Regions from separate parts of the Homo sapiens genome. Here region 2 is linked to region 1. A link is an interaction called in ENCODE POLR2A ChIA-PET data of the cell type or tissue named here. Cell type or tissue: PC-9. All regions are shown on one strand. Each heading gives the region's core, and the rest is flanking DNA. Links, peaks and the distances in the headings are about the cores only.

Evidence for each region. Peaks named below come from ENCODE experiments on the same cell type or tissue, not always from the same donor. Only the 100,000 strongest peaks of a DNase experiment are listed, where the experiment ranks them.
Region 2: POLR2A ChIA-PET joins it to region 1 with 8 read pairs; 1 of 35 experiments calls an interaction of 5 or more read pairs at or near these places.

The regions. Positions count from the first base shown.
Region 1 is chr15:62,768,308-62,772,703 of GRCh38, forward strand. It overlaps TLN2 (talin 2), which reads left to right. Exons shown (of 59, transcript NM_015059.3): 42 at 2,657-2,827. Among named protein-coding and RNA genes, the nearest start is that of MIR190A, 53 kb to the right of the region's middle. RefSeq lists an enhancer at 1,975-2,488. In PC-9, for the core only: no CTCF peak of the experiment used is centred there; DNase peaks (open chromatin) are centred at 1,504 and 2,644; H3K27ac peaks cover 1,657 bases.
Region 2 is chr15:63,017,591-63,021,986 of GRCh38, forward strand. No RefSeq gene overlaps it. Among named protein-coding and RNA genes, the nearest start is that of TPM1, 23 kb to the right of the region's middle. In PC-9, for the core only: no CTCF peak of the experiment used is centred there; a DNase peak (open chromatin) is centred at 2,171; H3K27ac peaks cover 2,546 bases.

The DNA.
Region 1 (4,396 bases), core at 293-4,292:
AATCTGTTCTTTGCTGCTTATATCTTCCTATGGCTCCTGGCACTCCTTGACTGTCGCGCTGATCCCTGCTTTCGTAATCACATTGTCACCTGCTCTTCGGTGTCTCTTCTGTCTCTTAGATGGACACTTGTTATTGGATTTAGAGCCCGTCCCGGTAACTCAGGACATTCTTATTTCAAGGTCTTTAAATGCACCTGCAAACACCCTTTTTCCACATGAGATCACATTCCCAGGTTGCAGGTGTTTGAATATGGACATATCTTTTGAGGGGCCACCATTCAGTCCACCGTGTCCCTAGACCTAGGAATGAACGTTATGTACCAAATACTCAAAATTCTGTGTTATTTTAATGCATGTGCTAACCCAAGGAAGGATGTTTCCTGTTCTGTCATGTCTCAAGAACTAATGGTGTTAAAGTACTTGCTAAGCTCCCTAAATACAGAGAAAAGCACATGCCTTCAAAAAGCTTTGCCTGTAATATGTGAGCACCTAGCCTTTACTGAGTACTTCCTATTTGGCGGTTAGCATGGTGAAGGGCTTTCATGTACACTAATCCTCCTACCAGTCCTGATGAACTCTCAGTGCTATTATTAATCCCCATTTTACAGATAAGGAAACTGAAGTGGAGCAATTGGAACAATTAGCTAAATATTTCTCAGTAAGGAATTGGCAGGGAAGATTCAAATCCAGTGATTCTGAAGCCAGAGCTGAAGTCCTTCATGGCCCAGCCATGCTACCTCCATGGGGGAGCCGGGCTCCCATTTAGTTTTGCATTTAATTATTCTCAGCACACAGCAACCGCTGACATTTGACAGTTGCATTGATGAAACATACTTTGAAAATAATAAAATTAACCTAGAAAACATATAAGATTCTAATGCATTAAACATTTTGACTCCTCCTTTAGGACATAAAGGACCACCCTAAGCCCTCTGTCCCGATGACCCTTCAGTGCTCCGTTCCCTTTGGTGGTGACACCAGTGCCCTTCCTGGGGATGAGGATGAAATCAAATGCAAGTGTGTGGAGCTGCTGCCTGTGGTTGTATAGGCTGTGCCCTCCACAAAGGCATTTGGCTGAAGTGGGAAGTAGGGACGAAAATTCAGCCCATGCTCTGCCCTGGCGTCGCTCATGTCTGCCCAAAGGACCCCTTTAAAATTCATTCAAAGGCTCCCTAAGGGCCGGGAACAGCCCTATTCACCAGGTTTGAAACCTCTCTGTAAGATAACCATAGAGGAAATAACAATGTAAAAATAAGTTTTATTGTTGGCCAATAATCATGTCTCACTATTAGCGTTAATTAAGTTTTATTTTTTGGACACGTTCCCTCACCTTGCCCTAGCCACCCCCACCCCATCATCCTCCACCCTCTCCTGCTGGCCCAGTGACTGCTCATGTGAGTGGTCTTCCTGTCCACATCCCCACAACACTCATTCTTCTAACATGTGATGGGAAGAAGCGTTAAGGGAGGTGCTGGCTAAAGGTTTGATCTTAAGTTCTCTTAAAGGGTGTAATTTAGCCATTAGTCATTACCGCACAGAATGAGGCATTGAACAGAAAAGTGTGATTCATGCCATTGTATTTTATCTGAGTGAGGATAGATTCTGAGAGGGGATAGATTCTGGTGTCTGAAGTGAATATAGCAAAATGTTAAGATCTCATATTCTGATGCCAGGTAGAGGGTCATCCAAACACCAAATGATAAACTTCTAAAAGTGCGGTGCTCCCACAGCAGCAGGACTGGCATCCCAATGAAAGTGAAAGAGACCACAGACTGTGGCAGCTGAGAGCCAGGGCTGTGGGGTGGGATGCCGCTGTCTCCACCTCTTAGCTGCATGAGATGGAGCATGCGTCTCAACCCCTCAAAGCCTCGGTATCTTCATGTGTATCTGCCTCTTAAAGTTGTGGAGGCTCAGTGAGGAAATGGAAGTTAAACTTTCAGCAGAGAGCCTGGCATAGGGGGTGCGCCCGCTAGATGTTTGCAACACATGGCCCACAGCGCCCAGCTGGTAGGCGAGCTTTAGTGAGCGTGGATGGATATGCATGGCAGTGCCCTCCTGGAAAGAGGCCTGTGCGGAGGCAGTGGTTCCTGTCGGGATAAGCTTTTTTTGTTCTCCCAAGTTGGGCGAATCATAAACAGAGCATCTAGGCTGATGTGAAATCATTTGTGCTGTTTTTCCAAATCAAGGCTTGGTCAAAATGCTCTGGGCAAAAGGCAGTTGGGATTGGCTTCCTACAAAGCTTTTGAAGGTTTCTTTCATCTCCTGCTTTTTTCTGCTCCCCTGCTACCTTACCCTTTTCCACTCCTCCTTCCTCCTGAGTTTGTAAGATGTCTTTAGTTCTTTTAAAAGTTGTTAATTTATAGAAATTGACAGTTTGTAAAATTGAATTCAATTCTCATATCTAACTCTGGATCTTGGAATGGGTTTCTTAGCACCTCTGCCATATTTAGAGAGATGAAGAACTCCCTGGAGAAAGTAAAAACCAAGAAAGAGTCCATTAATTAGCAAGCACTTTCAGCAGTAAATTGCAGCAGATCTGCCTCTCCCTGTGAGTCAGCCCAGTCCTGTTCCCCTCCCGCGCCTGACTGTGGAGCCCCTGAAGGAGACACGTGTATTTACATGATACATCTCTGGCTTTTTTTTTTTTTTTTGAAAGGTGACACAACTGGCAAGCTATTTTGAGCCCTTGATCTTAGCCGCAGTTGGTGTGGCCTCCAAGATTCTTGATCATCAGCAGCAGATGACGGTGCTGGACCAGACCAAGACTCTCGCAGAGTCTGCCTTGCAGATGTTGTATGCAGCCAAAGAAGGTGGCGGAAACCCCAAGGTATGGTCCAGGATATCGGGGACTCACTTAGGACCACTAAGAAGCCATCATGCATTCCTGCTGTAATGTGTCCTTCCAGGAGAAAACACTTCCAGTTCTTGCTGGTGGCATTTGAGCTCCCACTCTGAGATCAGAAATAATCTATTGGCCTTCCCAAGGTTCTTAGGGAGGAAATGAAGAAATATACATAAAAGTTATTTTTTTCTTGACAGAATGTGTAGACAAGTGTCCTTGGGGAAGAAAAATGTATGGTGCGATGATTACAGGAATGAAAACTGTAATGCTTGCTGGGTCCCTGCTCAGCACTGACACCCAGCTTGCACAGAGGAATGTTCTATTGTGCTCCAGTAAATGTCATTTTGATTCCTAACACTTAAGAGACTGCAGTTTAATATGAAAATCTCCCATACCAGTTTGCAAGAGGGAACATTTCTTCAGCCTGTTGTGTCACCCAGCTGCTTTAAGTGGCCAAGTATGACGACAGCCTGTCATAGGTGACTTTGCACCACATTTTACCCTGAACTTGGGAACTGAAGAAGAGAGAATAGCATATGCAAAGGCATAGGTAGATTTATTAAAGGGTCATGATTTCTTCAGGAATAGTGAGTGGTCTGATCTATCTGGAGCATGTAGAGCTGGGGGACCACCAGGCAGGAGGATGGACTGGGCTGCAGGGTGACAGGTCTCTTCCACATTGCGGACTTCAGTCTTTATTGTAAGTAGTGGGGAGCCATTGGCAGTTTTTAAGCAGGGGAATGGCACAACCAGTCCATATTTTAGAAACATTTAAACTGGTAGCAGTGTGAATAATGTCATGGACTTTCCTTTTCTTTTCTTTTTTTGAGATCATGTCTTACTGTATTGCCCAGGCTGGTTATGAATTCGTGGCCTCGTGCCTTCTTCCTGCCTCAGCCTCCCAAGTAGCTGGGGCCACAAGCACATGCCACCATATCTGGCTAGCCTGCTTGCTCATTTATTTACTTATTTACTTAATAAGTTAATTAGAGGTGGGGGGTCTCACTATGTTGCCCAGGCTCATCTCAAACTCCCGGCCTCGAGCAATCCTCCCCATTTAGCCTCCCAAGTACCTGGAATTATAGGTGCAAACCACAGCACCCAGCTTGGACTTAACATTTTCTATGTTCAATTTTTTCATTCATGTACTTGGCAGTTATTAAGAGCCTCATTCTGGGGATGCTGAAATATTAAGCGCCAGCCACTGCCCTCAAGTTGTTCAGAGTCTTTTGGAAAAATAAGTTGAGTTGCTGAAGTGGTGGAATGGAGTGAGAAAAAAAAGAATACTCTTTTGACTGCGATGGAGAAACGATAGGGTGCCCTGCAGTCGTGCCAGCCCCCTTTGCACCCTCAAAGGGGTGCCTCCCCCAAACTGGAGGAGGCAGAACTTACCCTCTGACTCACTTCTGGGTTGTCTTTTCTCCAGGCTATTGACTGCCACATGTCCCCACTCCTACCTGATGGTTTCAGTACTAAGAGAATAATTCAAAGGAGGAGTTTTCTGGATTTATTTATTTATTTTTTTTTTTTGAGACAGAGTTTTGCTCTTGTTGC
Region 2 (4,396 bases), core at 217-4,216, 250 kb after region 1:
CAGTGCCTGGCCTTCTATCACCTGTCTGCTCAAATCTGTATAGGTGAATTGTTCATAGGAGATGTTGATACTCAGGTACCGATGGCTATAGTTTTTAGCTACATTTGACCACAAGTTTTGATTGCTGGGGTTTCAATCCCATCTTCCTTGTTCTTCTGCCATTCTTAGGAATCTGCAATGGACGTTTGTCATTCTGTTCTGACTTCCCAGCATCTGACACTTGCCTAGAGGAACTTCTCACTGTGTGACTCCTGGTGAGGGCAGGTCCCTGCCCAGTTCTTCAGTCTTTCTGTCAGTATTTGACTGACCCTATGTCACTCCAATAATCCTCTTGCTATTTAAATTAGCTAGTCAGTCACACCTGTAATCCCAGCACTTTGGGAGGCCAAGGCGGGCGGATCACCCGTGGTCAGGAGTTCGAGACCAGCCTGGTCAACACATTAAAACACCCTCTCTGCTAAAAATACAAAAATTAGTCAGGCATGGTGGCACGTGCCTGTAATCCCAGCTACTCAGGAGGCTGAGGCAGGAGAATCGCTTGAACCTGGGAGGTGGAGGTTGCAGTGAGCCAAGGATGCAGTGAGCCAAGATTGTGCCACTGCACTCCAGCCTGAGTGACAGAGCAAGACTCTATCTCAAAAAGAAAAAAAAAAGAAAGAAAGAAAATTAGTTTCTGTTGCTTGCAACCTAGAATCCTAGCAGGTTCTGAGTCTCTAGCACTTACTTTCAGACAAAGTTCTCCTGGTGCCAAAGCCACTACATCTCTGCTGCTGCTGTGGCTACAGTTGCTGAAGTTGAGCATAGACTTCAGAGTCAGACAGACCTAGGTTTGAGTCCCAGCCCTGCCAATTTAATGCAGTGTGACTTTCTACACGTTATTTAACATCTCTGGACTTCTGTTGCTTCCCCTGCAGGATGAGGGAAGTGATATTTAGCTTGAAAGACTGCTATGAGGATCTGCACATAGCATTGTGCCTGGCACAGAGTAGGTGCTTAGTGACTGCTCTTGTATAATAAAATATGATGGTGATGATGATGATGACCATGGACATGTGCTGAAGTTTCTCCTGATGTGATCCCCATCCAGAGTTTATTACAGAGGCAAAGCTACTCCCGTTTGATGACAGGTCTCTGGAGCTACCTTGAATGGTCTGTCCTCTCAGTACCAATTGCTCTTTAGAACCCTCAAAGCTGGTCTTACTCATGGAGTTGAATAAACTCTTTCAATAAGGAACTTGCTATAAGTCCCCTGGGGACTAGTCCAGAGCATGATTCAGAGACACACCCCCAACCCCTCCTATATTCAATGCTTTGCAAATGGAGCTCTTTCTGGCCTGCCCTGAGATCCTAGAACATCTAAGATGGGCATGCAACTTCAAGCCCCACTGTGGTCCTTGCAATCTGATTTCAGGTCATCCAGACCCTTGACCTGGCCTCACAGCCTGACATAGCCTCACAACTACTAGAGATACATCCTGGACGGCAAGCCACACTCTAAGACACTGTGCTCCAGCAGGAGCCCTGGTTTCTCCCATCCCATCTCTGAGCTGGCAGAGCTGTTGCATAGTGTTTCCATTTTTCTAAGGGTTGTTCCAGAGTCTAGGGTGTTCATGAGAAGTAATTTGCAAACCCCATTCCATGCTACTCTAAGAATTATACCCTCATACCAGTCTGGGAAAGAGTCTGACCCCCACCTTCACCCCAAATCATGGCAATGGGTGAGGTGGCACCTATGCTGGTTATGTGGGCACTACAGATAAATGGGCAACTGCAAGATCAGGAAATCATCCTAACACAGAAAGAAACATCTCTTGTTCTAAGACTCCCTCTTTGAACAACCCAGTTAACCCTACAGGCCCCTCATTCGTCTTCCAAAGCACTGATTTGCCGCTTAGGACATATATTTGTTAGACTAGCAGCTGAGTAGTAGCCTCTATCTTTTCCTAGCAAGAGTATAAGCCACCTGGAGTGAGAGCCTTCTTACACTTTCCCTGTCCTCTGCACCTGGCACCTTGCCTGAAGATGAATCAGAGCTGACGAAATACTTGTCGAATGGCTGCTCCATGGATGACACAGAATACAGCTGTAGACCCTGACTACCTGGCCCAAAATAGCAAATATTGTGGGCCATGGGGCCGTGGAAACCTGAGATGCCTCCCAGGGCCACGGCAGATGATTAAGAAAATTGGCTGAGAGATAGGATCGCACCAGCCCACAATAGCCTGTGCATTTTTGTCCAGGTTGGAGAGGCAGGACACAGCCTGTACCTGTTTGGCAGGACACAGCCAGGTCATTCCTGATAGACAAGACACAGCCACCCGACACACGGGGTAGAGCCCCCACAAGGCTGCTGCTCAGAATGCTCCTGCAAGCTCAGCTGCGATTTTAGGCCTGCTGGAGTGAGGTCTCAGGTTACACCAACTCCTCAGCTTCTCAGCTTTTGATGGGAGCTGCTTCTGGACAGGGACATCACCACCAGCCCATTAGTGAAGGAAATATTTGCCAGAGAGCGTCACCCTCCAGGAGGAGAATAACAACTGAAGGTCTATATTTCATCTGTTCCAGGAGTCTTTTAGCTTAGATGAATTCCTTAATCCTTCTTCTCTACCCATAGGCTCAAAGAGTTGCAAATCTTCCACACACTCGGTACCCCTTTTAAGTTTAGAAATTGACCTAACAATAATGCCTCCTTGCAATGTCCTTGCAAGTGGCCTGGTATGCACTGCCTGGTTTGCCCACATGTCAATACTGTGAGGCTGGACATGGGGATTGTTTGGTTTGGAGATGTACTGTGTGATAAATAATGGAACGTTGCAACGGCTAACATTATACTAAACATTTTGCAAAAAAGTAAGCCTCAGAACAACCATATGAAGGGGGGAATGTCACTATCCCCAGTTTCAGATGAGCAAACTGAGGCTTAGAGGTGTTAAGAAACTTCCAAAGTCACCTAACTGGGAAGTGGTAAGACCATGATTCAAACCCAGGAACGTTTGGCTTCTAAGCACAGACTCCTAATGCTCACAGTCCACTTCTACCCACATATTTATGAAATATCAATCACTGTGCTGCCTGCTGGAGACATAGGGACAATTAAGGTACCACCTTGTTGCTCAAGATTCCAACCTAGCCAGAGAAACAAACATTAGCTTAATTTTAAATTATATATTACAGTGTGATATTTGTAATAATAAAAATTATATGTAGGAATGGAAGGATGATGATTAATTCAGTCAATAAGGGAGGAACAGAGATTAGGGAAGGCATACAGAGGAACATTCAAAAAATGAAACTTTATGATTCAATTTCTTTTCTGTTTTGAGTGTGTGATCTTTAGCCATCATTCGTCCACACTGGCATCTATTGAATGAGTCATCCATCATCTGGGAAAGACCCAGGCAAAAGGGTCCCCTTCTCTGAGCCCATGCTTTATAGGTCTTACATATCACAAACCCAAAATAGATTAATGTGTTAAGGAACTTGAGAGCATCTCTGTCATTCAGGATTCAGAACTCAGCATCGGCACAGCACAACCAATAACCCTAAACACCACTCGGATGAGTAACACCATTCAGGCCCCAGAGAAACGCTTCTCCGTGTCTCTTGTCCTGTGTCTGTGAATCAAAGGGAAACCTTGTCCAAATGCCATCCATGAAGATTTGTGGGTTGTGCCGCTGCCAGCGCTGGAGATGGACACCTCCCTTTGGAGGATGGGCAGGATGTGAGCCCCATATGAACTCAGATAAGAATTAGGCAAATTAGTTAACTTACCTTATTCTTCCTCACAGATTTCATGAATGCACAGACTCATGCAAAGTGCAGTATCCTTTCCTAGGAATGCTGAGTGTCTATTTCTTGCTTCTCTCAATGCTCCAGCCTGTGATTCTGGAATCAGTCAAAAATTAAGGCAGTATTCACAACAGCTTCACATGATGGTTGGGAAATAGTTTGCAATATTAAACAAATCCTAACACTTTTAATTTGTGTATTTGCAGGCCTATCCATAACATACAAAAAGCATGATATTAATTCTTTATGTTGGCCACAGGCAGACCTCAAAGGCTAGAATTGTATTAATAAATAGGTTTTATTTTATAAAAATATGTTTAAAGATTTAATTACATTTTCAAAAGATTAAGTAATTTTAATCTAAGTGATGTTGATTTTTAAAGTTGATATGAATTTATTATAAATTATATTTTCTTTTAATTTCAATAGATTGTTTTGCAAATTTTATTTACATAAATATTCAGTCATAGAAAAACATCAGATGGTGTAATGAACTGAGTGTTATGGCTTGCCGAAAGTCATATGTTGAAACTCTAATCCCAATGTGATGATATTTGGAGGTGGCACCTTTGGGAGGTAATTAGGTCATGAAGGTGGAACCCTCAGG